2 separate regions of the Homo sapiens genome follow, and region 2 is linked to region 1. A link is an interaction called in ENCODE POLR2A ChIA-PET data of the cell type or tissue named here. Cell type or tissue: A673. All regions are shown on one strand. Each heading gives the region's core, and the rest is flanking DNA. Links, peaks and the distances in the headings are about the cores only. Region 1 holds the start of LOC105376675 (a long non-coding RNA gene). Region 2 overlaps TMEM52B (transmembrane protein 52B).

The links. ChIA-PET counts read pairs that join two places held together with the same protein. Peaks named below come from ENCODE experiments on the same cell type or tissue, not always from the same donor. Only the 100,000 strongest peaks of a DNase experiment are listed, where the experiment ranks them.
Region 2: POLR2A ChIA-PET joins it to region 1 with 12 read pairs; 2 of 35 experiments call an interaction of 5 or more read pairs at or near these places.

The regions. Positions count from the first base shown.
Region 1 is chr12:10,563,805-10,579,227 of GRCh38, reverse strand. It overlaps LINC02446 (long intergenic non-protein coding RNA 2446), which reads right to left. Exons shown (of 3, transcript NR_146456.1): 2 at 6,914-6,990; 3 at 3,540-4,404. LOC105376675 (a long non-coding RNA gene) reads left to right here and starts at 6,986. Exons shown (of 2, transcript XR_931358.2): 1 at 6,986-9,594; 2 at 11,181-12,238. RefSeq lists an enhancer at 6,888-7,493. In A673, for the core only: no CTCF peak of the experiment used is centred there; no DNase peak of the experiment used is centred there.
Region 2 is chr12:10,184,941-10,200,363 of GRCh38, reverse strand. TMEM52B (transmembrane protein 52B) reads right to left here. Exons shown (of 5, transcript NM_001384896.1): 3 at 14,996-15,034; 4 at 13,775-13,944; 5 at 8,560-10,468. The coding sequence ends at 10,224. Among named protein-coding and RNA genes, the nearest start is that of TMEM52B, 14 kb to the right of the region's middle. RefSeq lists silencers at 3,801-3,850, 3,887-4,087. In A673, for the core only: a CTCF peak has its summit at 9,388 (motif pointing right); a DNase peak (open chromatin) is centred at 9,383.

The DNA.
Region 1 (15,423 bases), core at 3,593-11,592:
CCAGTTCTCACCCTGAAGAATGTGAACATGACCTTATTTATGACCTTATTTGGGAAAAGGGTATTTGCATATGTAATTAAGGTAAAGATCATGAGATCATGCTAGATTATGGTGGGCCTTAAGGGGTCCTTAATCTAATGATGGATGTTCTTTTAAGAGATAGGAAAAGACACAGAGACACAGAGGGGAATGCCGGGTGAAGACAGAGGAAAATATTGTAGTTATGCATCTATAAACCAAGGAAGTCCAAGAGCATGGCACTGGCATCTGGCAAGGGTCATCCCATGGTGAAGGCATTACATGGAGAGACAGCGAGAGAGAGAGAGAGAGAGAGAGAGAGAGAGAGCTTTTTTTACAACAGAACCACTCCTGAGATAACGATCTCACTCTCATGAGGGAATTAATCTATTCTTAAGATTGAGGTCCTCATGACTTTAATCAACTCTTCAAGGTCTTACCTCCCAATAATGTCACAGTGGCTATTAAATTCCAACACTGAGTTTTGGAAGGAGCATTCAAACCAAAGCACCTCTAATGGTAACATCTTGTAAAATCATGGTATAATATCACAACTTAGTTATTGACATTGATACAAATGCAGAGAGATTCTATCACAAGGCTCCCTATTATTGCCCTTTTAGAGCCACACCTGCTTCCTTTTCTCCATTCCTTGTTCCTGACTCCTTCTCTGTTTCTATAATTTTATCATTTCAAGACTGTTAAGTAAATGAAATCATACGGTCTGTGACCTCAACGTAATTTCCTGAAAATCTATACAAGTTTTTGTAGGTATCAATAATTTGTTCCTTTTATTGCCAAGTAGGTATGGATGTATCACAGTTTGATTACATTTACCTATTGAGGAATATTTTGTTGTTTTCAGGGTTTTTTGTTTTGTTTTGTTTTTTTGCTATTGCAAATAAAGCTGCTATGAACAGGAATAGACATTTTTGTGTGAACATAACATGTTTAATTTATCTGAGATAAATGCCCAAGAATGCAATTACTGAGTCCTATGGTAGTTCGTGTTTAGATTTATAAAACACTTCCAAACTGTTTTCCAAAGAGGCTGTAACATTTTGTATACCCATGAGTGATTCATTTTCTTTGCATACTGGCCATCATTTGGTGTTGTCGTTATTTTTAAATTTTATCCCTCCTGATATGTATATAGTGATGTCATTAGAATTTTTTTTTAAATAGATTACAATTTTGAGCAGTTTTAGTTTTACAGAAAAATTGAGTGGAAAGTACAGAGAGTTTCCATATACTCACTCACCCTCCTCCCAGTTTCTCCTATTAATATCTAGCATTAGTGTGGTGTATTTGTTATAATTGATGAGCTAATATTGATATGTTATTACTAAGTAAAGTTCATGGTTTATATTAGTTTCACTCTTTGTATTTTACATTCTATGGGTTTTGACAAATGCATGACATATATCTACCATTACAGTGCTGTAAAGAATAGGTTCATTGCCCTAAAAATCTCCTATGCTTCATCTATTCCTCTCCTCCTTCCTCTCTCTGAGGCCCTGGCAAACACTGATTTTTTTTTTTAACCATCTCCATAGTTTTGCCTTTTACAGAATGTCATATAGTTGGAATCATATCTTATACAGAATTTTCAGATTGGCTTATTTTACTTAGCAGCATGCATTTAAGTTTCCTCCATGACTCTATAACTTGATACCTCATTTGTTTTTTTACTGAATAATATTTCATTGTCAGGAAGTACCACGACAGGTGATCACACCTGGAGAAGGACTGTTGGTTGCTTCCAAGTTTTGGCAATTATGAATAAAGCTTCTATAAACATTCATGTGCAGGTTTTTTGTGGATTTAAACTATCACCTCATTTAAATAAATACCGAAGAGTATGATTGCTGGCTCATATTGTATGTTTATTTTTCTTTTAGCACCTGCCAAACTATCTTTCAGAGGTTGTACTATTTTGCATTCCCACCAGTCACGAATGAGAATGGAGCTGTTGCTCTACATCCTTTCCAGCATTTGGGTTGTCAGTATTTTAAGTTTTTACCATGCTAATGGGTTTGTAGTGGTATCTCATTCTTTTAATTTGCAATGGTATATGATGTTTAATGTCTTTTCATATGCTTATTTGCTATCTGTGAGGTGTCTCTCTATACCTGTTTATACTAGCTTTATAAGAGAAAAAAATCCAGAGAAAACCAAAATATTCCTCAATAGGTAATCTTTTGCCGATTAAAAATATGGTTTGTTTTGCAAATATTGTCTCCCAATCTGTGGCCTGTCTTTTACATTCTGTTAATTTGTTTAGAATTTTTGCCATAATCTTTCTTCTACTTGGAAAATAAAATTTCTTATAATTTACCTAATGTATACAAATTGGGATTTTCCTTATTTGGACATTAAAATCATATTAAATTTCACATCATATTTTTCTGCCATGATGTTGGGAATATTCAAATCCATCTGAGACTTTTTTATGATATCTTCCATTATCTTTCTAGACAGAGAATAATGGATATTTTCCTAGGTACAAAGGCAGATATGTATGTTATCATAGGCATTTGAAAATGGCAGGTGCCATGCGTTCATGCAAGTTATTATGGCAGTTACATAAAAGAGGTCTTTCAGTTTGTTACAGCAGTCATAAGACCAAATGCAGATACAAATTAAACTGAATAAAAGAAAAAAGGTTGAGCCTGAAACTGAGTTTATCCTTAATGGTAGATTCTGACTCATGATGCAAAGAGAAGAATATTGGGAATCAATAATGTGCAATAGGGTTGTTTTCCGTTTTTTTTTTTCTTTGATTTTATCTGCCTATCTTTGTCAAAATCTCAAAGTAGAATCCAGTTTTTTTACCGAAATTCCCTAAGATAATTCTGTTTTAGAAGTGATTGTTGTGTGCTTCGAATTCTCTATGCTAGATGCTGCTTGTTTCACCTATTATGTGTTCCAGCTGTGTTTCATTTGACCTGATATGCTTTATCCCGCCCATTTCTACAGCTAAAATTTTTCTATCAAGAATCAGCTGAAGTGGCATATGCTTGTACAATTAGTTTCTCACGTTTCATCCCAGCCAGAATTAACTGCCCATTCTCCTGCTGTATGAAACTCTTTGTCTTTTATTATGTCACTTTGGATTACATTAAGTAAATGTTTGTCATTTGAATTCCACTGAAAAATATTTTTTTCATACACTCGTTCACAATTTGTATAAACTTTGAACAGTTTATTTCCTCACTTAGTAGTTTGGCTTTTGTCGTGAAAGCAATACAAAATGAAACCCATTCGGTCCAGATATCTTAGAAGAGAAGTGAGCATTTAAAAAAAGAAGAAGAATCTGGAGAAAGCTATCTTTCAGTGGTGGAAAGCATAAGCAGAGATGTGGTAACTCTAAGACTTCACTGGAAAAATCTCTCAGAGCAATTATTATGATAAAACCATCAGAGGAAATAAGGATCTGGGTGGTATGTGCTTAAGTGTCAAATATCCAAGATGTACTCGAAAGCTAAATAATAAGGAAATATTTAAAGTTTATTTTTATTCAAGAATTATTTATTAAACAACTACCATGTATAGGAAGCTGTGGTAAGTATTGGGAATTCAAAATGAGTATGATATAGTCACTGCCTATAAACTAGGCTAGTTGGCAAAGGGATCATTAACTAAAAGACACATATCCATGATATCAAGTAAATTATTGATAAGGAATGACTATTCCAATTATGGAGCAGTTCAGAATATACATAATATACGTTAATACAGGATGGCCATAATGTTGGGAAATATAGATAACATTTACTTTCACAGATTAACCCATTTGATTGCTTCTTCCAGAAAATGCTAATGGAGCAGGTTTATATTCTGAAAATTAGAGACAAAAATCATTGGAGGCAACGTATCACAGAAGCATGTGCAGGCACTGATAGAAATGTTGTATTAATGTCCCATGTTGGTCCCCATTATGCATAACACATTGCTAATGAGGAACAACACGTTGAACATATCATGTAATGTCACCATATCTCAGAGTGATAGGAATAAATCAATACTATAAAACTTCGTTATGTTTCCAGACTTGCTGATCATGTTACATATATAATATATATAATTTAAATATTTTGAATGTTTCCCTTTTTTTGAAAGAAAATTGTGCCATTTTCTTCCAAATATTTACACAATGTAAAACAGAAGAGCAATGACATTTATAGAAATGACAATTTTCAGTATTTATAATCTTTTCTCTGTCTAAAGAGATAATTTTTCTATTCCCCATTTTCCCATGGTTTGAATTTGTAATTTTCTATAGCAGAGTTCTCTTGTATATTTTCTTCTTTGACTCTGTCACATCGTAGGAGGTGCTGTCAGAATATTCTTGTCTCCAAAAGGAGCTTTTGGCTTGGATTTCCTCTGTCATACAAACATCAAGGAAAGACAAGATCTCAATATGGAAACCACATATAAAGTGATTACAGAGATTCTTATCTAATTCATTTACAGTTTTGACTGGATTATTTCTCATTTCACTCCCTTTTTCCTATTTTCCCTTTTTTCTTCTCTGTTTTTTCCATCCTTCCTTGTCTAGTTATCTGTGGCATTATTTTTTTCTCTCCATTTACCAGTTAAATATATTTATTTCATATGTACTTGTTTTTAGCTCTCTTCCCTAAGTGAAAAGTGTCACTGTAAACATCTATGAGAATTCTGACCAGAATAGAAACTGTCAGAATGCCACTGAAATGTCAGGATCTCCTATTGTGCTGCTGACAACATTTGCAGTTGTTCTGGACATTGGATATTTTCTTCCTGTTCAGCATTTATCACGGAAAGTGAGCGACTCTCAATTCTATTTCTGACCAAATTGTTTGTGGAGCTTTCAGGTAAAGGACAAAGGTGTCATCAGCTATTGTTTCTAAAGATTTTGTTGATACCTTTAATTCTATCTGATGGTGATTGATATTTGAAATTCAGAGAGAGTGAATTCAGAACATGAAAACATTAGGAAAGGGGAGTGAATTCCCTAGATTAGATTATTGCCAAGTTGAAGTGAGTTAAAAGCAGTTAATTGATGGCTCACACCTGTAATCCCAGGACTTTGGGAGGCCCAGGCAGCTGGATCACCCGGTCAGAAGTTCGAGACCAGCCTGGACAACACGTGGTGAACCCTATCTCTACTAAAAATACAAAAATTAGCCAGGCATGGTGGCATAAGCCTGTAATCCTAGCTACTCAGGAAGCTGAGGCAGGAGAATCGCTTGAACTTGGAAGGCAGAGGTTGCAGTGAGCCAAGATCATGCCACTGCACTCCAGCCTGAGCAACAGAGCAAGACTCTGTCTCAAAAAAAAAAAAGCAGGTAATTGAGTGAAAGAATTTCTGTTCTGATAATGGAATAATTCTGGGTCTTCCAAGACTTCTTTCTTTTGGAACTGAATAAAGTGAATTACACAGATTAAGAAAGTAGAGAAGATGTAAGTTTATGTTTCCCTTTCTTTAGAAATAGTAATATTTTTTGTTGAACATTTTGTATGACCCATTTTAGTTAGCCTTTATTCTTAGCTTATAAACTATAGTAATCTAGACAGGGATTTTTTATTATCTGGAGTTATACAGACAAACTATTATATGACTTTTTTCTTTATAAGTTGAAAACTTTCAAAACATAAACTTTGTATTTTAGTTTAGAAACAAAGCCATTCAAGTAAATCAAATTGGTCTTTTTAGATGCCTTGATACAGAATTAATTGCTCCTTTTTTTAGACTCCTTTGTTTATAATTGTTTCCCTTAACAGAACATTTATTTGTTCCTTTACTCATTTGTCCAACAGTTGTTTATTCAACTCTTTCTATGTGTAAGGTATTATACTTAGAACTGAAATTATAAAGATAAATAAATTACAGATCTTTCCCTCAGGAAGCTCAAACTTCAGAGAACAGAAATACAGACAGATAATTGAAATGCAATGTCAAGACATAAGTCATTGGACCATAATTAAGGTGTTCAAAGAACTCACAGCATGTTATCAGGAAGTCTTCTCAAAGAACTCCATTCAATTGAGTTTAGAGGAAGAGTATGCATTTTGCCAGTTGGATAAAAGGGAGAATGACGTTTTATTCAGATTTCTTACAGTCCGAATGCATAACTTAAACCATGGATTATTAGCTCTGCTGGAAGGCAGGCTATTGGGCCCTTTGGGAGGAGTTATGGATGGGGATAACCAGCACAGTGTTTAGCTGGAGTAGGCAAAAAAAAAAAAAAAAAAAAAAAAAAGTTTCAATAATAGATGTAAGAATGAATACTGTATAACAATTTGAAAATATCCAAATATTTCTGCTCAGGGCCAAACTATTCTTCTTTTCTTCTTTGGTGTAGATTCCAGAAACTCACCCCTCTTTCCTTTTTCATTTAAAGTCGTTACTGCCTATGGTACTCTTTGGAATCACCATTAACCCTGACACACACCTCAGGTGAACTTTTTCTAACTCTACTGTTTTTATTTCCTCAAAGGCATTTGCTCAAGTTCCTTTTCTTAAAAGTATTTTTATATTTTTATTTTTATTTTTTTTTTACTGATAATTGCTGCAGGTAAACGAGCAGAGGATCAAAATACCACAAAAAATATAGTATATTGTTTTTCTTTATCCACTATGTACTATGGAATATAGCATATATATTATCCCCTTTCTGGGAATTGAAAGAGCCTTCTTGGATCCCTGACTTTCGTATTTATTTTGGAGTATGAATAATAGGCCCTCAAAAATTTGTTGATGTCTGGTTAAAGGTTAAATCTTGTGTAACCATTAGCCTCAAGTAGCAGAGACTGTTGGCCAATCCATGAATCATTCCAAATCTCCTGCCATTCTCAGAAGTTACTCGCTTTCCCAGCACCCTTGCAGCTACAGAGTGTCCATATGGCCCACCTCTGGCCATCAAACTAAAGACAAAGCTGGCTAGAGGACTTCTGGAGTGGCTTGCTTTGCCTCTATTCTCTTCTTGCCTGTGGGGAAAAGAAAGAGAGATCAGACTGTTACTGTGTCTATGTAGAAAGAAGTAGACATAAGAGACTCCATTTTGTTCTGTACTAAGAAAAATTCTTCTGCCTTGAGATGCTGTTAATCTGTAACCCTACCCCCAACTCTGTGCTCGCAGAAATATGTGCTGTGTCGACTCAAGGTTTAATGGATTTAGGGCTATGCAGGATGTGCTTTGTTAAACAGATGCTTGAAGGCAGCATGCTTGTTAAAAGTCATCACCACTCCCTAATCTCAAGTACCCAGGGACACAAAACACTGTGGAAGGCCGCAGGGACCTCTGCCTAGGAAAGCCAGGTATTGTCCAAAGTTTCTCCCCATGTGATAGTCTGAAATATGGCCTCGTGGGAAGGGAAAGACCTGACCATCCCCCAGCCCGACACCCATAAATGGTCTGTGCTGAGGAGGATTAGAAAAAGAGGAAGGCCTCTTTGCAGTTGAGATAGGAGGAAGGCATCTGTCTCCTGCTTGTCCCTGGGCAATGGAATGTCTCGGTGTAAAACCTGATTGTATATTCCATCTACTGAGATAGGAGAAAACTACCTTAAGGCTGGAGTTGAGACATGCTGGCAGCAATACTGCTCTTTAATGCACTGAGATGTTTATGTATGTGCACATCAAAGCACAGCACCTTTTTCTTAACCTTGTTTATGATACAGAGACATTTGTTCACAGGTTTTCCTGCTTACCCTCTCCCCACTATTACCCGATTGTCCTGCCACATCCCTCTCTCCGAGATGGTAGAGATAATGACCAATAAATACTGAGGGAACTCAGAGACCGGTGCCGGCGCTGGTCCTCCCTATGCTGAGCGCCAGTCCCCTGGGCCCACTTTTCTTTATCTATACTTTGTCTCTGTGTCTCTTCTTTTCTCAAGTCTCTTGTCCCACCCGACGAGAAATGCCCACAGGTGTGGAGGGGCAGGCCACCCCTTCATTGCCATGAATACTGATCTGGGGCTATGGCAGCTATGTGTGGCCACAAGGTTGTCCACATGTCCAAACGCAGAAGATTAGAAGGATTTAGACAGCGAATGGCATTGATGATGCTGTTGAGCTGCCGACAGCCCTCAGTCTCTTGACCTCTAGACTTTTTATTACACATGTCCAAATTTATAAGATCTACCTACCCGTGACTTATAGATTTCAATGGGCTCCTTATCACACACAAAAAAGAGCTCTCACACTGAATTAGAAGTCCATGCAGATGCAGATTATCTGACAAGTAGAAATGGACTTGTAGGATAACCAGAATGAATAAATCAGAATAATTCTGTATTTATTATTGCTGTAGCTATAAATTATGTTCTTACAATTTGGCATTACAGTATACAAATGGTTCCATACTACAAAACAAGGTGGTTTAAGATGAAACACAAACAAAACAAGACCAAACAAAACAAGAAACCCTTATGATTTGTGGTTTAAAAATTAACAGGGTCTTAAATCTCTCAGGAAGCCAAAACTGCAGCTTCTCAGCTTGCCCTTTTGCTGACAGCTCTGCTTTTATGTATTCTGACCTGTTATTTTAATTTTCTTCTGATCATAGTAGGAGGAGAGCCTCTTTGAAATGATAACATCTTACAGTTTTGTCTCTTTCCAATCAACTCTTTTTCCACCCATCACTGATGCAACAGCATCCTCAACCCTATGGAAGACCACAGATGGAACTCCAGTATACACTTCACTCAGGAAGGCCTGTAAAGAAATTCTTGTAAATGAAGAAAACCTACTCAATTATAATTTTTATTAGCAACTACTTCCAATATGTATGAGATGTATGAATTATAATGATTGTTTTCTTTGTTGACAAAGAGTCAAACTCTGTAAAATATTTGAAGATATTTATTTTGAGCAAAATTTGAGTGACTGATGGTCCACGACACAGCCCTCAGGAGAACCTGAGAACATGTGCCCAAGGTCGTTGGGCTACAACTTGGTTTTATACATTTCAGGGAGACATAAGACATCAATCAATACATGAAAGATGTACATTAGTTTGGTCCAGAAAGGTGGGACAACTGGAAGCAGGGGCTTGCAGGTCATAGGCTGATTCAGAGATTTTCTCATTGGCAATTGGTTGAAAGAGTTATTTTCTAAAGACCTGGAGTGAATAAAAAGAAATGCTTGGGTTATGATAAGAGGTTGTAGAGACCAACGTTTCATTATGCAGATGAAGTCTCCAGGTAGCAGGCCTCAGAGAGAATAGGCTGTAAATGTTTCTTAGGGGACTGAAAGGGTCTGTTCCATCAGTAATTCCAAAAGGTAGGAGGGTATAATTAGGCATGTCTGTCTCCTCCTTCCCATCATGGCCTCAACTAGTTTTTCAGGTTGACTTTGAAATGCTCTTGGCTGAGAGGCGGAGTCTATTCAGATGGTTGGGGGACTTAGAATTTTATTTTTGGTTTACATCTTGAATGATTATGGAGAAAGTTCTTCTTTCCCCATATTTTATCTCGTTATGTTTCTCTACTCTCCAGAAATGACTGAGGAGAATATTTACACAGAGGTGAAATCTCATGACAAAAGAAAAAATACGATCCAGAACTACTGGCAGTCAATATACTTATGGTAAACACCTATTCTCACATAATCTTAAATTTTGAGTAGGATCTTATATCCAACAATTCAATGAGTTTGTGAATTTCTTTTTACAACTTCCCTGCCAAGTGCTTGACTTTCTGGTTGAATACCTCCAAGGAAATGTAACTCATTTCTTCCCAAGGTAGCAGTCATGGACTTTACCTACTCCTAGACTATTTTTCTTTATTGTAAATCAAAATATTTCTTTCTGCATTTGATATACACAAGTTTACAAGCCTTTTATTTATAAACTTGTATATAAATAATAAAAGACTTATTTATAAGCCTTTTAATAGCAAAGAAGACGTAATCTCTTTGAAATAACATCCCTAATGACTTCTGAGGCTGAGCCCAAGAGCTCAGAGCAATACTTCGTCATCTCTTCCTGGATCTGTGAATTAATTACAGTGCAGAAAATGCAGGAGAGATTGTTTTGTTTTATTTCTAATAGAGTCAATGTATGTTTGCAATGTAAGACTCTCTTGTTATTTAAGGAAATAACATGAATGTCAGGCAATTGTGTATAATGCATTACACGGTAATGTTTAGGCCCTTCTCACCATTCTTCTAATTCTCTTTTAGTTCTTTTTTGACTATCCTTCTCAGTAATCCAAGTGAATATTTAATGCTGAGCCTTGCTTCCTCCATCAACAGATAGCCATGCCAGCGGAAGAACTGAAGGAAACTATCTTGTCTTTTATGGCTTGGAAAGGCTTTCAGGACATGCCTGGCATATAAAAGTCTGATTTATAATTATCCTTGCTCTTGTAGTTATAGCAGTTGTAAAAAAAAAATCAAAGAAAATAAAAACACATGCTATAATTTGTTGTGAGTGACCTTAGGAAGGTGGGTTTAGGACAAATGTGAGTCCTATCAATCCACTCTAGTGATTTATTAAATGTTAAAATTCTGAACATTAACCTTTTATTCTCAATGTAGAAAGTCATTATTTGTATGTGTAAATGTGTGTGTGTTTGCATGCACACAGACACACCCATTAAGCAACTTGAGGCAGAGACTGCAGCACGTGCATAGCATGTTTTGATGCCGGGCGCGGTGGCTCACGCCTGTAATCCCAACACTTTGGGAGGCCGAGGCGGGCGGATCACGAGGTCAGGAGCTCGAGACCACGGTGAAACCCCGTCTCTACTAAAAAAAGGACAAAAAATTAGCCAGGCGCAGTGGCGGGCGCCTGTAGTCCCAGCTACTGTACTCAGAAGGCTGAGGCAGGAGAATGGCGTGAACCTGGGAGGCGGAGCTTGCAGTGAGCCTTGATCGTGCCACTGCAGTCCAGCCTGGGCGACAGAGCGAGACTCCGTTTAAAAAAAAAAAAAAAGATTTTCTTACATTCATCTTTTTTGCTGGCTTTTATTGGGCACTGTTCCACATTATGCTGTTGCCATCCTCAATAATTTTATGCTTCTGTAATTTTGTTTTGATCTAGATAATTAATATTTGTTTTGTTTCAAACACTGTTGCAATAATACTTTTGATTTATATGTTAATTTCTTTCATCTGATTTATCATGCCAATATGTTCTTGCTGCAATATAATCATGAATCGTTTACTTGCAGGACACCCGTGTTCCAAGTGCTGTGCGAGCTGCCAGTGATACTAAGAAGACACTGTGTTTTGTTGTGGTTTACTGCAATGCTTTCTTGCACTAGATTTAAAAATCCTCAAGAATGACACTTATTTCCAAATACCTATGTTGGTGCATTTGAAATCTAAAAGAAAGCCAATGTAGGAGGAGACTGGGAGTAGGGAGAGTCACAGAAGATGAAGAAGTAGAGGCCAGAGAATGAGTTAATTTTTGATGCTTATCTTACATTCGAAGGGAAGTCATTTTCAATGGAGGAGAGAAAGGGTAAAGATTGCATTTTAGGAGAATAGGCTGCCTGCAGTGTGGAGGATTTATTAGCTGAAGATGAGTGGATACAATCTAAAATTTCCTTGTTGTGAAAAGTCTTTGCAGTTTATGAGTCTCATAGTATAGGAAAAGTAAGGAGTGTTTAAATAAATTTAAATCAAACACAAATAAATCTGTGACTGTAAAATCGTTCCATCACCTGTGACTCTCACTTCAAATTTTTACAAAAAGGACAAATAGCAGTGACAGTACTTTTGCCCACTCCTACCTTATAAACCCTAGTGCCACTACTGTTGGACACTACTGTTTCAGCAAATAAGGAAACATATAAGACAAAGAACACAGGAGTCAGGAGGAAGCAGCTTATTTTGATCAAGTTGTGACAAGTTGAGCATTAATAATAATAAATTAATTGAAATACACTAATATTTTATAAGGCAATGAGTTTCTAATGATACTTAAAAGACAAAAGTTCTCTAGATTACAACTATTGGTAGTTATTAATATTGTTTTGTTTCAAACACTGTTGCAATTACACTTTTAATTTATATGCTAATTTCTTTCATCTGATTTATCACGCCAATATGTTTGTGTCGCAATATAATCATGAATTGTTTACTTGTAGGTCACCCGTCCAAGGGCTGTGCTAGCTGCCAGTGATACTAAGATGCTGTGTTTTACTATTGGTAGCTGTAATCTAAGAGGAGGAATATAATAGATTAGATTTAAAAAATGTATTTCAATAAACTGATAAAAATTTTAGTAAGTTGTATTTTAATATATCTAAATCATTCTATTTCCTCTTTTTAAATATATGTGTGTTTATACAGCAGTATTTTTTAAAACTGTATAAGTAAAGGATAAAAATATTGGGAATTGTGAGTCAAACAGTTTAGAAAAAGCAGAACTAGACACAGGATGCTCATGTACAGTAAGAAAGGAGAGAGAAAGGGGAGTTGAATATTGTGTTATAAAATGATGACTTAGCCAAATGTCTTAAAAAGGGAGCTTACTTTATTGAGAGTTTTTAGCATGAAGAGGTGTTGAATTTTATCAAAGGCCTTTTCTGCATCTAGGTATTGATGGAACGTATCTCAAAATAATAAGAGCTATTTATGACAAACCCACAGCCAATATCATACTGAATGGGCAAAAGCTGGAAGCATTCCCTTTGAAAACTGGCACAAGACAAGGATGCCCTCTCTCACCACTCCTATTCAACATAATATTGGAAGTTCTGGCCAGAGCAATCAGGCAAGAGAAAGAAAGAAAGGGTATTCAAATAGGAAGACAGGAAGTCAAATTGTCTCTCTTTGCAGATGACATGATTGTATATTTAGAAAACCCCATCATCTCAGCCCAAAATCTCCTTAAGCTGATAAGCAACTTCAGCAAAGTCTCAGGATACAAAATCAATGTGCAAAAATCACAAGCATTCCTATACACCAATAATAGGCAAACAGCCAAATCCTGAGTGAACTCCCATTCACAGTTGCTACAAAGAAAATTAAATACCTAGGAATACAACTTACAAGGGATTTGAAGGACCTCTTCAAGGAGAACTACAAACCACTGCTCAAGGAAATAAGAGAGGACACAAACAAATGGAAAAACATTCCATGCTCATGGATAGGAAGAATCAATATCGTGAAAATGGCCATACTGCCCAAAGTAATTTATAGATTCAATGCTATCCCCATCAGTCTACCACTGATTTTCTTTACAGAATTAGAAAAAAAAAAAAAAAACACTTTGAATTTCATATGGAACCGAAAAAGAGCCTATATAGCCAATACAATCCTAAGCAAAAAGAAAAAAGCTACAGGCATCACGCTACCTCACTTCAAACTATACTACAAGGCTGCAGTAACCAAAACAGCACAGTACTGGTACCAAAACAGATATATAGACCAATGAAACAGAACAGAGGCCTCATAAGCAGTGCTACACATCTGCAACCATCTGATCTTTGACAAACCTGACAAAAACAAGCAATGGAGAAAGGATTCCCTATTTAACAAATGCTGTTGGGAAAACTGTCCAGCCAAATGCAGAAGACTGAAACTGGACACCTTCCTTATACCTTATAGAAAAGTTAACTCAAGATCGATTAAAGACTTAAGCATAAGACCTAAAACCATAAAAACCCTAGAAGAAAACTTAGGCAATACCATTCAGGACATAGGCATGGGCAAGGACTTCATGACTAAAACACCAAAAACTGGCAATAAAAGCCAAAATTGACAAATGGGATCTAACCAAACAAAAGAGCTTCTGCACAGAAAAAAAAAACAAAAAACTATTATCAGAGTGAACAGGCAACCTACAAAATGGGAGAAAATTTTTGCAATCTATCCATCTGACAAAGGGCTATATCCAGAATCTACGAGGAACTTAAATTTACAAGAAAAAAAAAACAACCCCATCAAAAAGTGGGTGAAGGATATGAACAGATACTCCCCCAAAGAACACATTTATGCTGCCAACAGACATAGGAGAAAAAGCTCATCATCACTGGTCATTAGAAAAATGCAAATCAAAACCACAATGAGATACCATCTCATGCCACTTAGAATGGCAATCATTAAACAGTCAGGAAATAACAGATGCTGGAGAGACTGTGGAGAAATAGAAACGCTTTTACACTGTTGGTGGGAGTGTAAATTAGTTCAACCATTGTGGAAGACAGTGTGGCGATTCCTCAAGGATCTAGAACCAGAAATACCATTGGACTTAGCAATCCCATTACTGGGTATATACCCAAAGGATTATAAATCATTCTACTATAAAGACACATGTACATGTATGTTTATGGCAGCACTGTTCACAATAGCAAAAACTTGGAACCAACCCAAATGTCCATCAATAATAGACTGGATAAAGAAAATGTGGCACATATACACCATAAAATACTAAGCAGCCATAAAAAAGGATGAGTTCCCGTCCTTTGCAGGGACATGGATGAAGCTGGAAACCATCATTCTCAGCAAAGCAACACAGGAACAGAAAGTCAACCACCACATGTTCTCACTCATAAGTGGGAGTTGAACAATGAGAATACATGGACACAGGGAGGCAAACATCACACACCAGGGCCTGTCAGAGGGTGGGGGGCTAGGGGAGGGATAGCATTAGGAGAAATACCTAATGTAGATGACGGGTCGATGGGTGCAGCAAACCACCATGGCACGTGTATACCTATGTAACAAACCTGCACGTTCTGCACATGTATCCCAGAACTTAAAGTATAATTCAAAAATAATAATAATAATGAAAAGGAAGCTTACTACAAAACTTTCATTTCTCTTTTCCTAGGATATAGAATTTCTAAGTGGCCCTTAAATAATACAATAAAGCATACATAATTTGTAATAATCCTAACATAAAATATCAGTATATAATAGAGATAGGATAATACATAATGAAATGTTGGTTGAGACTTGAAACGTATCATTTATGATGGAGATATTAGGTTATAAAAATCCAAAAACATGTGAAAGATGAGAATTTGAAATGTCTTATTTTTATAACAAAAGAAGTTTAACTCTAAAATAGGAGATGACTTCATGGCCTGCAGCTGGAGTTAATTATCGTGGCAAAAACAAACGGGTCCCAAACTGACTAAAAATCAGTTGCTTGACCAGCCATTTACTGAAATATTTTGCTTATTGGTCTAGGGAGATCACTACAAGCCCAGAAAGATGTAAAAGGATGCATTAATACAACTAATGGAAGTTATCAAGTGGAATTATAGCCTTAGAGAAGAATAAAAATTATAGGAATAACAAAAGAAATGAAGTTTAAAAACTATTGTTATATTTTAGGATAGGTTTAAGAGTAAGCAATAGGTTTTGTAATAATTTTCTTTGGGTATATTTGCTACTTAAGGTGTTTGAGGTGCTCAAAAGACTTAGCTTAACTAAATCTGTAATTGTAGTTTAAATTTG
Region 2 (15,423 bases), core at 2,940-10,939, 380 kb after region 1:
GAATTGGATTTGCATTTATCAACTTTGGTATTTACTGAGTTTGAAGTTACAACTCTTTGGGAGAGAGAGGATAGTATTCAACCTTACCACTTATGGTAATTAGTATTAATATTGGAGGGGAGAGCAGGTCCTAACTACAGTGTAAGAGAAGAGCACACAAGAGAGATACTGTATAGGCAAGTTTGATATACAAAGTGGGATTAAAGAAAAGTCTAGATACTTGTAGCACTGACATCATTTATCAAACAGGAATAGCAAGAACCAAAAGGCAACATAAACAATTTAAGGTTTGGTACTGGGAGGCTGAGAGAGAAGAGGCGTTAACTGAGTCTGCCTTATTTCATAACTTTTGTCCATAAGTAAGATTTTATCATAGAAATTAAAGAGACATTGCCTCTGCGGTAGCTCTGTAGCCATAATGGTCACCCTGTCTCCTGTATTTTACTTCTCTTATTCATCTTTTAGTGACAACCAAAGCATCTTAAAAGTTACATTATCCCCTTTTCCTCTTCAAGAACTTGCGATGGCTTTCATTGACTGCAGGATAAAGTCCAAACTGCTGAAGCTCACATTTAATGCCTTCCATAAAAAGAAGCCAACCAGGCCGGCCGCAGTGGCTCACGCCTGTAATCCCAGCACTTTGGGTGGCTGAGGCGGGTGGATCACAAGGTCGGGAGATCGAGACCATCCTGGCTAACACGGTGAAACCCTGTCTCTACTAAAAATACAAAAAATTAGCCAGGCATGGTGGCAGACGCCTGTAGTCCCAGCTACTCGGGAGGCTGAGGCAGGAGAATGGCGTGAACCTGGGAGATGGAGCTTGCAGTGAGCCAAGATTGGGCCACTGCACTCCAGCCTGGGTGACAGAGCAAGACTCTGTCTTAAGAAAAAAAAAAAGAAGTGAACCTGTCTTCCAGATTAATTCCTATCACATCACTCCTGGAATTGTTACCAGTCTCCATGATTCACATTCTCATTTTTTTCTATCTTTTTTTATAAACAGAAAATGCCATTACACCATGTAATTAATGTTTAAAATTCAATTATCCTTTAGATTTCAACACTGCTTACTTTTTTTTTTTGAGACGGGGTCTCACTCTGTTGCCCAGGCTGGAGTGCAGTAATGTGATCTTGGCTCATTGCAACCTCCGCCTCCCGGGTTCAAGCGATTCTCCTGCCTCAGCCTCCCGAGTAGCTGGGACTACAGGCGCATGCCACCAGGCCTGGCTAATTTTTGTATGTTTAGTAGAGATGGGGTTTCACCATCTTGGCCAAGATGGTCTCGATCTCCTGACCTCGTGATCCGCCCGCCTCGGCCTCCCAAAGTGCTGGGATTACAGGCGTGAGCCACCGGGCCCGGTCCTACACTGCTTACTTTCATAGTACCCTTCCCAGACTCCCAAAGTTGTGAGGCACCCTGGGGTGGGAAATAGCACAATTCTGGGTTAACCAAGGTGGAGATGCCAATGGAAGACACTGGCCACCACTACTCAGTGATAGCATGTCACATATTTTCCACAGTTGAACTCTCCATGTATCTTAGACAATCCATAAATCACTGAAATCATTTTCCCAGTTGGCTTGCTCAACGGCAGATGTCCCACACTGACTTCTTTGTTACCTTCCAGCCAAGCTACTTTACCCAAGGAAAAGAAAACAAAGCATACCTTCCCCAGACTTTGCCATTTTAATCTCCTGCCACTTAAATTTGTTAAACAATTCCTGTTTCTGCTTTATTTCCATACTCTCATATGCAAGTAAACGCTTAACAGATTAACTAATCAGTCCCTCTGATAAAGTTCTTATAGCCGGGCCGGGCACAGTGGCTCACGCCTGTAATCCCAGCACTTTGGGAGGCCGAGGCGGGCGGATTACCTGAGGTGGGAAGTTTGAGACCAGCCTGTCCAACATGGAGAAACCCCGTCTCTACTAAAAATACAAAATTAGCTGGGCATGGTGGTGCATGCCTGTAATCCCAACTACTAGGGAGGCTGAGGCAGGAGAATCGCTTGAACCTGGGAGGCAGAGGTTGTGGTGAGCTGAGATCGTGCCATTGCACTCCAGCCTGGGCAACGAGAGCGAAACTCTATCTCAAAAAATAAATAAATAAATAAATTAAATTAAAAAATTAAAAAATAAATAAAGATCTTATAGCCATACCTACAAGGCCAACTCAATTAGAACTGATGCTGCAGTTCCTGAGCTAGACCTGGAGGGAAAACGGGCTACTGCAAAGCACTCTATACTGTCGTATTTGCCTGTAAACCACCGACAACTAGGTCATCACAGCCACAGAATGTGTCAGACCCAGCCTCCCCACTGAAGGAGAGTTTGCCCTTGTGTAAATTTAGTAGAGGTTCATCTTTCAGTTTTCCCGCACAGATTAGGAGCTTTATGCTGTCAGGGTCACTTCCTACTGCTATGCATGTGTCAACATCTTCTTTCAGAAATTGACAACACACTGGACGCAGCCCTGACTCCAATAGTTTTGGTTTTAGCAAGAGTCGACAAAAAGAGTCAAACTCTGTAAAATACTTGAAAAGATTTATTCTGAGCCAAATATGAGTGACTATGGCCCATGACACAGCCCCCAGGAAGTCCTGAGGACATGTGCCCAAGGTGGTCGGGGTGCAGCTTGGTTTTATACATTTTAGGTAGGCATGAGATGTCAACCAAACACATTTAAGTAATATATTGGTTTGGTCCAGAAAGGTGGGACAACTCAAAGCCGGTGGGGTGTGGCGGGGGGGCTTCCAAATTTAAACATTTTCTGGTTGACAATTTGTTGAGTTTGTCTAAAGACCTGGGATCCATAGAAAGGAAATGTTCATGTTAAAATAAAAGATTGTAGAGACCAAGGTTCTTTTGAAGTCTTATAGTGGCTGTCCTTAGAGACAATAGATGACAATGATTTTCTATTCAGATATTTAAAAGGTGCTAGACTCTTAGTTAATCTCTTTAGGATTGGGAGGGCCTGGAAGAAAAGATCTAGCTATGTTAATAGAGATTATTATTATTATTATTATTATTGAGACAGTTTCGCTCTTTTTGCCCAAGCTGGAGTGCAATGGCACAATCTCGGTACACTGCAACCTCGGCCTCCCAGGTTCAAGCAATTCTCCTGCCTCAGCCTCCCACTATAAGCTGGGATTGATTACAGGTGCATGCCACCACTCTGGGCTAATTTTTATATTTTTAGTAGAGACAGGGGTTTCACCATGTTGGCCAGGCTGGTCTTGAACTCCTGACCTTAGTTGATCTGCCCGCCTCAGCCTCCCAAAGTGCTGGGATTACAAGCATGAGCCACTGCAGCTGGCTGAGATTCTTTACGGATGCAAATTTTCCCCCACAAAGGACAGCTTTGCAGGGCCATTTCAAAATGTGGCAAAGAAACATGTTTTGGGGTAAAATATTTTGACTTTCTTCTTTGTCACATGTTATGCCAGAGTCAGATGGGAAAGTAAGTCATGATATACAGGGTTAAATAAAATCCATCTGATGAGAATTTATGGTTAGTAGGGCATGACTCCCTAGACTCCTTAGATAGGAATTAGGGTAAGATTTAAAAATCAGAGCTTAGTCCTCACAAGCAAAAAATGATAGGAGGGCCGGGCACGGTGGCTCATGCCTGTCATCCCAGCACTTTGGAAGGCTGAGGTGGGTGGATTGCTTGAGGCCAGGAGTTTGAGACCAGCCTGGCCAACATGACAAAACCCATCTCTACTGAAAACACACACACACGCACACACACACACACAATTAGCAGGGCGTGGTGGTGCACGCCTGTAGTCCCAGCTACTCGGGAGGTTGAGGCAGGAGAATCGCTTGAACCCAGTAGGCGGAGGCTGCACTGAGAGGAGATCATGCCACTGCACTTCAGCCTGGGCGACAGAGCGAGACTCTGTCTCAAAATAAAAAAGGCGATAGAGGATGTGGTTTTCTGTCCAGTGTAATCACCCTTGACAGTAAGTTGAAAAGACCGCAGATTGGAGCTGCCCTGCTCGGAGGGTTTGTGCATATTTATGTTATTTGAGCTGAGAAAGAGGGGCCAGTGAATTTCCTCTGCTTAAAATTATAGGAGAGACCTAGAGAACAATTGTGTTAAAAATCATGTTTTTAACCACTGTTACTTTTTTTTTTTTTCAATTGAGCACAGCTTAGAATTCTGTTGGAAAAAAAAAAAAAGAACATCATTTTACCACCACCTCAATGTTCCTTTTCATGCTCATCATCATCATTTTTTTTTTTTTTTTGAGACAGAGTCTTGCTCTGCCACCCAGGCTGGAGTGCAGTGGTATGAGCTTGGCTCACATCAACCCCTATCTCCTGGGTTCAAGTGATTCTCCTGCCTCAGCCTCCCGAGTATCTGGGATTACAGGCGTGTGCCACAATGCCCAGCTAATTTTTGTATATTTAGTAAAGACAGGGTTTCACTATGTTGGCCAGGCTGGTCTCGAACTCCTGACCTCAGGTGATCCACCCGCCTCGGCATCCCAAAGTGCTGGGATAACAGGCGTGAGCCACTGCGCCCTGCAAGCTCCCCATTTTTAACTAGGATTTTATTTTTTATTTTATTATTTTATTATTATTATACTTTAAATTTTAGGGTACACATACACAACATTCAGGTTTGTTACATATGTATACATGTGCCATGTTGGTGTGCTGCACCCATTAACTCGTCATTTAGCATTAGGTATATCTCCTAATGCTATCTCTCCCCCCTCCCCCCACCCCACAACAGTCCCCAGCATGTGATGTTCCCCTTCCTGTGTCCATGTGTTCTCATTGTTCAATTCCCACCTATGAGTGAGAACATGCAGTGTTTGGTTTTTTGTCCTTGCGATAGTTTACTGAGAATGATGGTTTCCAGCTTTACAATATGCTCCTAGTCAGGATTAAGATCTGCCTTCCTCACATTTCAGCTAAGACCTCAAACTTTCATCAGGGTATGTTTCTTAAAAATTGATCACATAATGGAGCTTTCCTGCAAATAAAATGTTAAGTCACACCTCATTGTCTTCAAGTTCAGTTGCCGAATTGCCTGGTGCGAGGCTGAGCAGTGTGCCACTTCAACTTCATGCGCTGCTCTCCCTTTACGGTATACAAGTCATACTAAACTACTATATGCTAAAGGGAAGAAACTGGTAGAAAGTGAAAAATTAAAGGAGTGAGAGGGAAAAAGATCAAGAGGGTGAGGATGGGGAGAGATGATCTCATTCATGTCCATATATATGAATATACATTTTAACTTGATAGCTTCCAAACTTATATCCTCCTGTCTAAACCCCAGAGTCTCAGAGAGGCGTAACCAACAGTTTCCATGCAGTCTCCAGTGAATTATCTTAAAAACATTACAAAGCTAAATGACTAATGTAAAATTTCTTTTTCTTTTTCATGAATTGAGGCTTTCCTCATTCAATTCCAAGGAAAACTTTGACTTATTCCATTAGCAAGTTTGAGCTTTTTTTTTACTGTTTGGTGCAGTAGGACTTAGCTTAGATTAACTTGGTACATATTTCACCAGCGAATGCCTTATTCCTCACTTTTAGAAATCACTGTTTAAATTTTCTCCTGAATCTGGTCTTCCTCCAGTCTTCTCCATACTAATAAATAGCTGTACTTTCCATGCATCAGCTCAGGTAAATGATCTAGAAGTCATTCTTCACTTCCTTTCCTTTCCTTAATACATTTTCCTCTCCAATTCAGCTGCAAGTCCTGATGATCCTATCTCCAATATATCTCTCAAATTCCTACATTTATCTCTCTCTCTCCCTTTATTCCCACCACACCCATCCTATCCACAATCATCTCTTATCCACTATTCTTCAGTACCTCTGAAGACTTTCCCTGATCTTCTGATCTTTGACTTCTGACCTTCTGACTTTCCCACTCCACTCCATTCTCCTGTAGCATTGAGAGTCATTGTCTTAAAATTCAAATTGCATCAAGTGACTTATTTAAAATCCTTCCACAGGCCAGACGCAGTGGCTCATGCCTGTAATCCCAGCAGTTTGGGAGGTTGAGACAGATGAATCACCTGAGGTCAGGAGCTGGAGATCAGTCTGGCCAACATAGTAAAACCCCGTCTCTACTAAAAATACAAAAATTAGCTGGGTGTGGTGGCTCATGCCTGTAGCTCCAGCTACTTGGGAGGCTGAGGCAGGTGAACCACTTGAACCCAGGAGGCGGAGGTTGCATTGAGCCGAGATCGCGCCACTGCACTCCAGCCTGGGCAACAGGAGGGCAACTCTGCAAAAAAAAAAAAAAAAAAAAAATCCTTCCACCGCTTCTCAATACATGTAAAATATAGTCCAGACTTCTGGTCCGCAAGGTCTCTCTCCTTCCTCTTGAACTTTGTTTCCTGTAGCTGTCTCCCTCGCTCCCTGTAATCAGCTACTCTACTCTCTCTCTCTCTTTTTTTTTTCTTTTTGACAGAGTCTTGCTTTGTTGCCCAGGCTGGAGTGCAGTGGCACTATCTCAGCTCACTGCAACCTCTGCCTCCTGGGTTCAAGCAATTCTCCTGGCTCAGCCTCCAGAGTAGCTGGGACTATAGCCGTGTGCCACCACACCCCACTAATTTTTGTATTTTTAGTAGATATGGGGTTTCACCATATTGGCCAGGCTGGTCTTGAATGCCTGACCTCAAATAATCCACCCTCCTTGGCCTCCCAAAGTGCTGGGATTATAGGCGTGAGCCACCGCACCCAGCCTCTACTCTTTTTCTTTTTCTTTTTTTTTTCTTAAGTTTCCCAGATTTACCAAGGCTTTTCTTATCTTTGAAAATGCTTTTCTTTTACTTTGCTTCTCCCAAGTATCCTCTACCCTCTCCTATCTGTTGTCCCCTTTCAGTCTTTGTTTAGCTCTTTGTATTTATAAATCTGCTACTATTTTATCTTGGTTTTTCTTAATATTCCTAAAAATTTAACTCTGTGAAGATATAAACTCTGTGAAGACCCAGAGGCAGAGGCCCTGTTTGTTTTGCATGCTCTACACTATTCTTGGTACAAAATTTCTTTTCTTTCTTTCTTTTTTTTTTGTTTTTGGAGACAAAGTCTTGCTCTGTTGCCCAGGCTGGAGTGCAATGGTGCGATTTCGGCTCACTGCAACCTCCGCCTCCCTGGTTCAAGCGATTCTTCTGCCTCTGTCTCCTGAGTAGCTGGGATTACAGGCACGTGCCACCACGCCCAGCTAATTTTTGTATTTTTAGTAGAGACGGGGTTTCACCATGTTGGTCGGGCTGGTCTCGAACTCCTGACCTTGTGATCCGCCCTCTTCGGCCTCCCAAAGTGCTGGGATTGCAGGCATGAGCCGCCGTGCCCAGTTGGTACGTAATTTCTTAAATCATACTTGCTGAACACACATAAAACCTGTTAAATGATTGTAATGCAAGCACAACTCAAATTATTTATTTATGTATGTATTTATTTATTTATTTATTATTTTTTTTGAGATAGAGTTTTGCTCTTATTGCCCAGGCTAGAGTGCAGTGGCATGATCTCAGCTCACTGCAACCTCCACCTCCCAGGTTCAAGCGATTCTCCTGCCTCAGCCTCCCGAGTAGCTGGGACTACAGGCCCGCACCACCACGCCCGGCTAATTTTTGTATTTTTAGTAGAGACGGGGTTACACCATGTTGGCCAGGATGGTCTGGAATTCCTGACTTCAAGTGATCCACCCACCTCGGCCTCCCAAAGTGCTGGGATTACAGGCGTGAGCCACTGTGCCCAGCCGAGCCAGTGTTTAAAGAGTAGATGTGAAGAAAGTTAAAAAGGATTTTAAAAAATTGAGAACAATAATGATGGTGATGGAGGTGATTAACAGATGTATTAGATTCAGTATAGAAAGAATTGAGGCCAAAGGGGTACAAATAACTAGTGACCAAATGGGGGAGTTACGGGAGTGAGAGACTCCATGTGACTGAGGAGCAGCACATGTGAAGCAGATGAGGAAAAGGCACACTATGGGATGGACACAGGGGACAGGGTAGTAGCATGTCATGGTTGGAAGTGATTCTATATTTCAAATAAGGTGGTAGGGGCTAGGGAGTGGATGTGGGGAAGAGAGATTCCTTTAGGAATAGACATTATGTCTTATCCTTTAGGATAAGACATTATAGGCAAGATTTCCCCCAAGATATTCTAATGCCAATGAACATTTTACCTTTGCCAAGTCTGTGATGTCCTGGTGCCTTAATAGAAGAGCCTAGAATGTCTTTTGGAATGTGTCTTTGATGACTAAATGACTCATTTGGCAGCAGTAAAACAAGGTCCCTTCAGGCGCTATTAGCAATTCATGCATTTCAATAATTCCCAGAGCCAATTTGTTAAATGACTCAGGATAATTTCAGATCCCCAGCAGGTTATACTCAGAACATTTTTCCCTCCGGGCTGAGTGAGCATTCCAAGAATGTAGTTAACAAGGAGCTGCATAATCAGCCAATTCTTGGCTCTGTGTTGCCTCCTTGAGTTCTGGAGTTAATTAATTGCCTAATAAACAATTAGTTTTCTCAAATATTCCTTACCTCTACCCAGAACATATTACGAGGAATCACTTATATCTGTTGCTGTTTACCGCAATCAACAAGTATTTATTGATAAAAACAAAGCCATTTCAGGTGTGACAACAGTAACATAGTTGGCAAAAAGATAAATGGGAACATGGCTCTCAGATAAGTCATAGCAGGCAAGGGAAGGTTAGAAGACAGTAGGAAGAATAACATACATATGCATAACACTTTACAAATCATGCCACATATATTTAGCTTCTTTGATCTTCACAAAAACCTTCTGAGGTGTTATTATTTCCCATTTTTTAGGGAAAAAACGGCTTTAAAGATTTCAGGCCAGGAGCAGGGGGTCAGGCCTCTAATTCCAGCACTTTGGGAGGCCAAGGTGGGCGGATCACCTGACGTCAGGAGTTCTAGACCAGACTGGCCAACATGGTGAAACCCCCTCTCCACTAAAAATACAAAAATTAGCTGGGCACGGTGGCAGGCAGCTGTAATCCCAGCTAGTCGGGAAGCTGAGGCAGAAGAATTGCTTGAATCCGGGAGGTGGAGGTTACAGTGAGCTGAGACCATGCCATTGCATCCCAGCCTGGGCTACAAGAGCAAAACTCCATCTCAAAAAAAAAAAAAAGGATTTCAGTGACTTTTCTAAGGTGAGTAGTTTTTCCCTAAATGTGCGTCACTTCCTCGATTTTCCAATAATAATACTTTGGGAGGTGGTATGTTTTGTGGATAGATTAGCACTGTGCTGCGGCATGGTCCATGGGAAGCATCTCAACCAGGCTTAGTTCAGCATTTAGTTTTTGCTCCAAGAACTCGAGAGATGTGCAGATAGGCTCAAAGGAGAGAGTGTGTTTTCCACCATGGCTCCTCTAGGTGGCAGTGAGGGCCACCACTAGAGACTAGCGTGTGTCACTATAGAGGTGTTGTGGCTTTAAGTGGTCCAGGCAAAACAGGAAAGAAGTAAAGCAACACTATTCCTTTAGAGTTAAAACAGGGTGCAGGTATACATGCATGTGCGCACATATATGTGTTTGCAGTGCGGAGGAACTGAAGAATTAATCCAACTGTGACTGCACAGTATGGAGTTTTTCATACTGCTGAGGGGTAGGACCAGAGAGAAAGAAAGACTGATATTTGGCACTTAAATACTATACTGTGTTCTCTTTGCCCATATCAGCAATGCCATCCCTAGCTTTTAGATATCCGAGTGGGTATGTTGTGCTGTCTAAGATGATCATTGTCATTCGGTGTAAAATCGATTGCTGTCTCAGGAGGAAAGATGCATGCATTCAGTGCATTAATGTCGATGGCTGTGCTGACACTGTTGTCTTTCTTTTCCAGTTAACCGCAGTGGATTCGCTGACAGAGAGAGACACAACTTGCAGTATCATGTGGGTACAGGAATTCTATATGCACTCAATAGTTAAAGGAATTCAAGACACCTTGATGCTTTCCTGGTTTAGTAGTAATCAGTGTGGCTAGAGATTACTTGCAGATTTTGGCCATTGGATACAAAATTAGAGTTCCCAATTAGAGCATTCTGTATCGGAAGATATAAAGGCCTGTGAACGAAGAGTAAGAACCATCTTTCCCATAGAATGATGGTGTTAGATGCCATCTTAAAACTTCTGAGGGTTAGAAAAGTATGTGTTCCATTTTCCCACAGACTCTGGACATCACTCCACTCCTATTTATAAAATGACAGCTCTCATCAGTTCCAAGAGTCAACTATTCGAGTCGACTCCTTCTCTGTTGGAGGCAGCTGCTTTTCTTCAGGTACTGGGGGTAGATCAGGTGCTTTCTGCCCGCACATGGCTACTGTGAAGCGACTCATGTGAAGAGCTTCTTCATACCCTGGGAGGGTGTCCAAAGAGGAGGGCAGCTGGCCCAGGGAGCTGTGGGAGTGAGCCACAGCCAGGATCCTCCGAGCTGCAGGGCCAAACACCGACTGCAGAGCTGTGAAGAAAGAAGGAACAGAGCTAAGAAACTAAGGGAAACAGGACACCCTCAGACAGCAGAGACTTACTTCACACTTAACTGTCGCTTCATTTTTTACAAGTATCCAAACTCATTGTCACTCCTTGCCCCAAATTTTATGAATATCCTTTGAAGCATGTTTACAACCCAGCTTCCTGCTCTGCTAGAAGGACCTGTTTTCTCTGGTAACCTCAAATAATCTAAAGAATGTTTCTGTATCTCTCTCTCTCTCTTTTTTTTTTTTTTTTTTTGAGACGGAGTTTTGCTCTTGTTGCCCAGGCTGGAGTGCAATGGTGGATCTTGGCTCATTGCAACCTCCGCCTCCTGGATTCAAGTGATTCTCCTGCCTCAGCCTCCCAAGTAGCTGGGATTACAGGCGCCCGCCACCATGCCCAGGTAATTTTTGTATTTTTAGTAGAGACAGGGTTTCACTATGTTGGCCAGGCTGGTCTTGAACTCCTGACCTCAGGTGATCCACCCGCCTTGGCCTCCCAAAGTGCTGGGATTACAGGAGTGAACCACCACACCCAGCCAAGAATGTTTCTGCATCCTGCAACTCAACCCTGCCCTTTCCCCTTTCAGACTTAGATCCCTTTCCCCCAGCCCCCGATACTATAGACTCCTTAGGATTATTTATTTTTACCTCATCTCTTTTCTTTTTTTTTTTTTTTTTAGACAGTGTCTCACTCTGTCACCCAGGTTGGAGTGCAGTGGCACAATCTCGGGTCGCTGCAACCTCCACCTCCCAGGTTCAAACAATTCTCTCCTGCCTCGTCCTCCCGAGTAGCTGGGATTACAGGCATGTGCCAACGTGCCTGGCTAATTTTTTTTTTTTTTTTTTTTTTTTTTTTTTTTTTTGAGACGGAGTCTCGCTCTGTCGCCCAGGCTGGAGTGCAGTGGCGCGATCTCGGCTCACTGCAAGCTCCGCCTCCCGGGTTCTCGCCATTCTCCTGCCTCAGCCTCCTGAGTAGCTGGGACTACAGGCGCCCGCCACCACGCCGAGCTAATTTTTGTATTTTCAGTAGAGATGGGGTTTCACTGCGTTAGCCAGGATGGTCTCGATCTCCTGACCTTGTGATCCACCCGCTTCGGCCTCCCAAAGTGCTGGGATTACAGGTGTGAGCCACCGTGCCTGGCCAACAAAAGTGCCTGGCTAATTTTTGTATTTTTAGTAGAGGTGGGGTTTCACCATGTTGGCCAGTCTGGTCTCAATCTCCTGACCTCAAATAATCCACCTGCCTCGGCCTCCCAAAGTTCTGGGATTACAAGCATGAGCCACCATGCCCAGTTATCTTTTTTCTTTTTCTTTTTCTTTTTCTTTTTCTTTTTCTTCTTTTCCTTCCTTCCTTCCTTCCTTCCTTCCTTCCTTCCTTCCTTCCTTCCCTCTCTCTCTTTCTTTCTTTCCTTTTTTATTTTTTGATGGTGTCTCACTCTGTAGCCCAAGCTGGAGTGAAGTGGCGCCATCTCGGCTCACTGAAACCTCCGCCTCCTGGGCTCAAATGATTCTCGTGCCTCAGCCTCCCGAGTAGCTGGGACTACAAGCCCGTGCCACCACGCCCAGCTAAATTTTGTACGTTAATAGGGACGGGGTTTCACCATGTTGCCCAGGGTGGTCTCAAACTCCTGAGCTCAGATGATCTGCCCGCCTTGGACTGAGCCACCGTGCCCAGCCTTGGTTATCCTTTTTTCCTAAGATGACAGTGAGAAAGGGGAGGTAGGAAAGGTGAACAGCAACACATCATATCATTCTATTTTGTTGTTGTTGTTGTTTTGAGACAGGGTCTTTCTCTGTCGCTCACCCAGGCTGGAGTGCAGTGGCACGATCTCGGCTCACTTCAACCTTTGCCTCCCGGGTTCAAGCGAGTGTCACGCCTCAGCTTCCCAAGTAGCTGGGATTGCAGGTGTGTGCCACCATGCCTGGCTAGTTTTTGTATTTTTAGTAGAGACGAGGTTTCACCATGTTGACCAGCTTGGTCTCGAACTCCTGACTTCAAGTAAGCCACCTGCCTCAGCCTCCCAAAGTTCTGGGATTACAGGCATGAGCCACTGCGCCCAGCCATCACTCTCTTTTCAAAATAAATATCCACATTTTGCCAGCTGGTGTTCTGACTGGTACTTGCTCCTCAATTTTAGGAAAGAGCATAGTCCAGGCACAGTGGCTTATGCTTGTAATCTCAGCATTTTGGGAGACAGAGGCAGGTGAATCATGAGGTCAGGAGTTTGAGACCAGCCTGGCCAACATGGTAAATTGTCTCTACCAATAATAAAAATAAACAAATAAATAAATAAAAATTTAAAAAAATATAGCCTGGTGTGGTGGTGGCTGCTTGTAATCCCAGCTACTCAGGAGGCTGAGGCATGAGAATCTCTTCAACCCAGGAGGCGGAGGTTGCAGTGAGCTGAGATTCCCACCACTGCACTCCAGCCTGGGCAACAGAGGGAGACTCCGTGTCAAAAAAAGAAAGTAACCATTTTGGCCAGGCATGGTGGCTCACGCCTGTAATCCCAGCCCTTTGTGAGGCGGAGGCAGGTGGATCACAAGGTCAGGAGTTTGAGACCAGCCTGGCCAAGATGGTGAAACCTCGTGTCTACTAAAAATACAAAAATTAGCCAGGCATGGTGCAGGTGCCTGTAATCTCAGCTACTCTGGAGTCTAAGGGAGAGAACTACTTGAACCCGGAAGGCGGAGGTTGCAGTGAGCCTGAGATTGCACCACTGCACTCCAGTCTGGGCGACAGAACAAGACTCCATCTCAAAAAAAAAAAAAAAAAAAAACCGTCATGGAAAGAATAGAACCACAGAAGAAAAGGGAAAGTGTCTTATAATCATTGAGAAAATGTTAAGGCTAAAATTTAGTGTATCAAGCCTTGAAGAATAAAGAACTGAAAGTACATGTCATTAATTTCTTTAAAAATATAAAATAGTATAGATAATAGAAAAAGTAGATTTCACAAAATCCAAGACGTTTTGAAAAAGGCATCCGTTTGGAGTTCAAAATAGTTTTTAGCAAAGTAACTATTTATAAACTGGCTAATTCTTCCTATTCAATATTTCCAATAGCCTCCAATATTTCACTTCTTTCTTTATCATGAGCCAGACAGACCCTTGAGAACACAGCTTCAGTGACAGCCCAGGTCACTGCACCATCAGGCTTCTGGGAATGGAAATTATTGTGAGTCCTGGAATCTTTAATATTACTCGATCAGTGGTTCTACACCTTTGCACCCTTTTCATTATTCCCTTAAATTGGGTCCTCCTCCCAGGTTAAAAGTTCAGTGTACTCACATGTGATAGTGCTCTGGAGAGTGCTGTCGTGATCGAAAGCAATGACGGTCACTTCACAGGGTGGTGGGCCCCCATCTTCCCCATTTTGCTGGCGGCTCAGACAGCAGCAGCGGAAGCACAGGGACGTCAGGCCACACAGGAGAAGCAGCGCGCCAATTACCACTAGCAACCTGCAAAAGCCCACGGGGCGAGTGGGAGCTCTGGGATCTGGCTTTTTTCCCAGCTCTGCTGTAACCAGTCTTTAATGTCTGTGTTTTGATTCTTGTCTAAACATTTTATAGAATAATTATAAATATTTTAATTTATAATTTTAATTTCAAGGCTTTTGCTTTATAGATACACCTCCTTATTTTGTCAGCTGCAGTAAGTCAATTCATTAGAACAAATAGTAAGACATTTAAGGTAGTTTGGGGGGCTGCTTCTTTTTTCTTTTCTGAGACAGAGTCTTGCTCTGTTGCCCAGGCTGGAGTGAAGTGGCACGATCTCAGCCTCCTGAGTAGCCAGTACTATAGGCACATGCCACCACACTCGACTAATTTTTTTTTTTTTAGACAGAGTTTTGCTCTTGTTGCCCAGGCTGAAGTGCAGTGGCACAATTTCAGCTCACCGCAACCTCTGCCTCCTGGGTTCAATCGATTCTCCTGCCTCAACCACCTGAGTAGCTGGGATTACAGGCATGTGCCACCACGCCCAGCTAATTTTGTATTTTTAGTAGAGACGGAGTTTCTCCAGGTTGGTCAGGCTGGTCTTGAACTCCTGACCTCAGATAATCCACTGTCTCGGCCTCCCAAAGTGCTAGGATTACAGGTGTGAGCCACCGCGCCCAACTTTTTTTGTATTTTTAATAGAGATGGGGGTTTCTTTATTTTGCTCAGGCTGGTCTCGAACTCCTGGCCTCAAAGTGATCTGCCTGCCTCAGCCTCCCAAAGTGTTGGGATTACAGGTGTGAGCCACCACGCCCGGCCAGGCTCTGCTTTTTAATTCACTAAAGTAATCTTCGTTGAGATATTTCTAGAACAGACTCCGAGGGAAGGACACAGTAATGGTTTGATGTTTGCGGAGGAGATGGTATTGAAAAAGGAAATCCTGACATATTGTCACATAGGTAGTGATGAAGTAATGAAATCTTACTCCATGAGATGCTAAGTAAGTAGGCAGGTTGTCATTTTTAATGGCCTTGAGGAATACAGTGTCTTTCTGGGTATTATAAGTGAAACTTACCATATATACCAGAGATGTACCCAGTCTGTGGTCAGGCAACTATAAAGAAAGAATAAAGTTTTCTACATTAAAAATATAGTCAATCCCTGTTATAACTCCAGACTCAGAAATATGAGTTACAATATGATGTGATACCTTGTTATAAATAAAGCACCATGGGTTATGTTTTTAAAATTCACTGTAGCTAGTTGAATCTTTTGCCAAATGATATGCTTTAAATAGTACTTTATACTATAGATGGCATTGTCTGAGTCATTTTGTAAATCATTATAAAACAAACTAGTGATCATTAGAAGTGTCCATAGAAAACATGTCTGTGCCTATTGCAAACATTTATGATAAAAATGACCAAGAAAGGGCCAGGTGCGGTGCCTCATGCCTGTAATCCCAGCACTTTGGGAGGCTAAGGCTGGCAGATCACGAGGTCA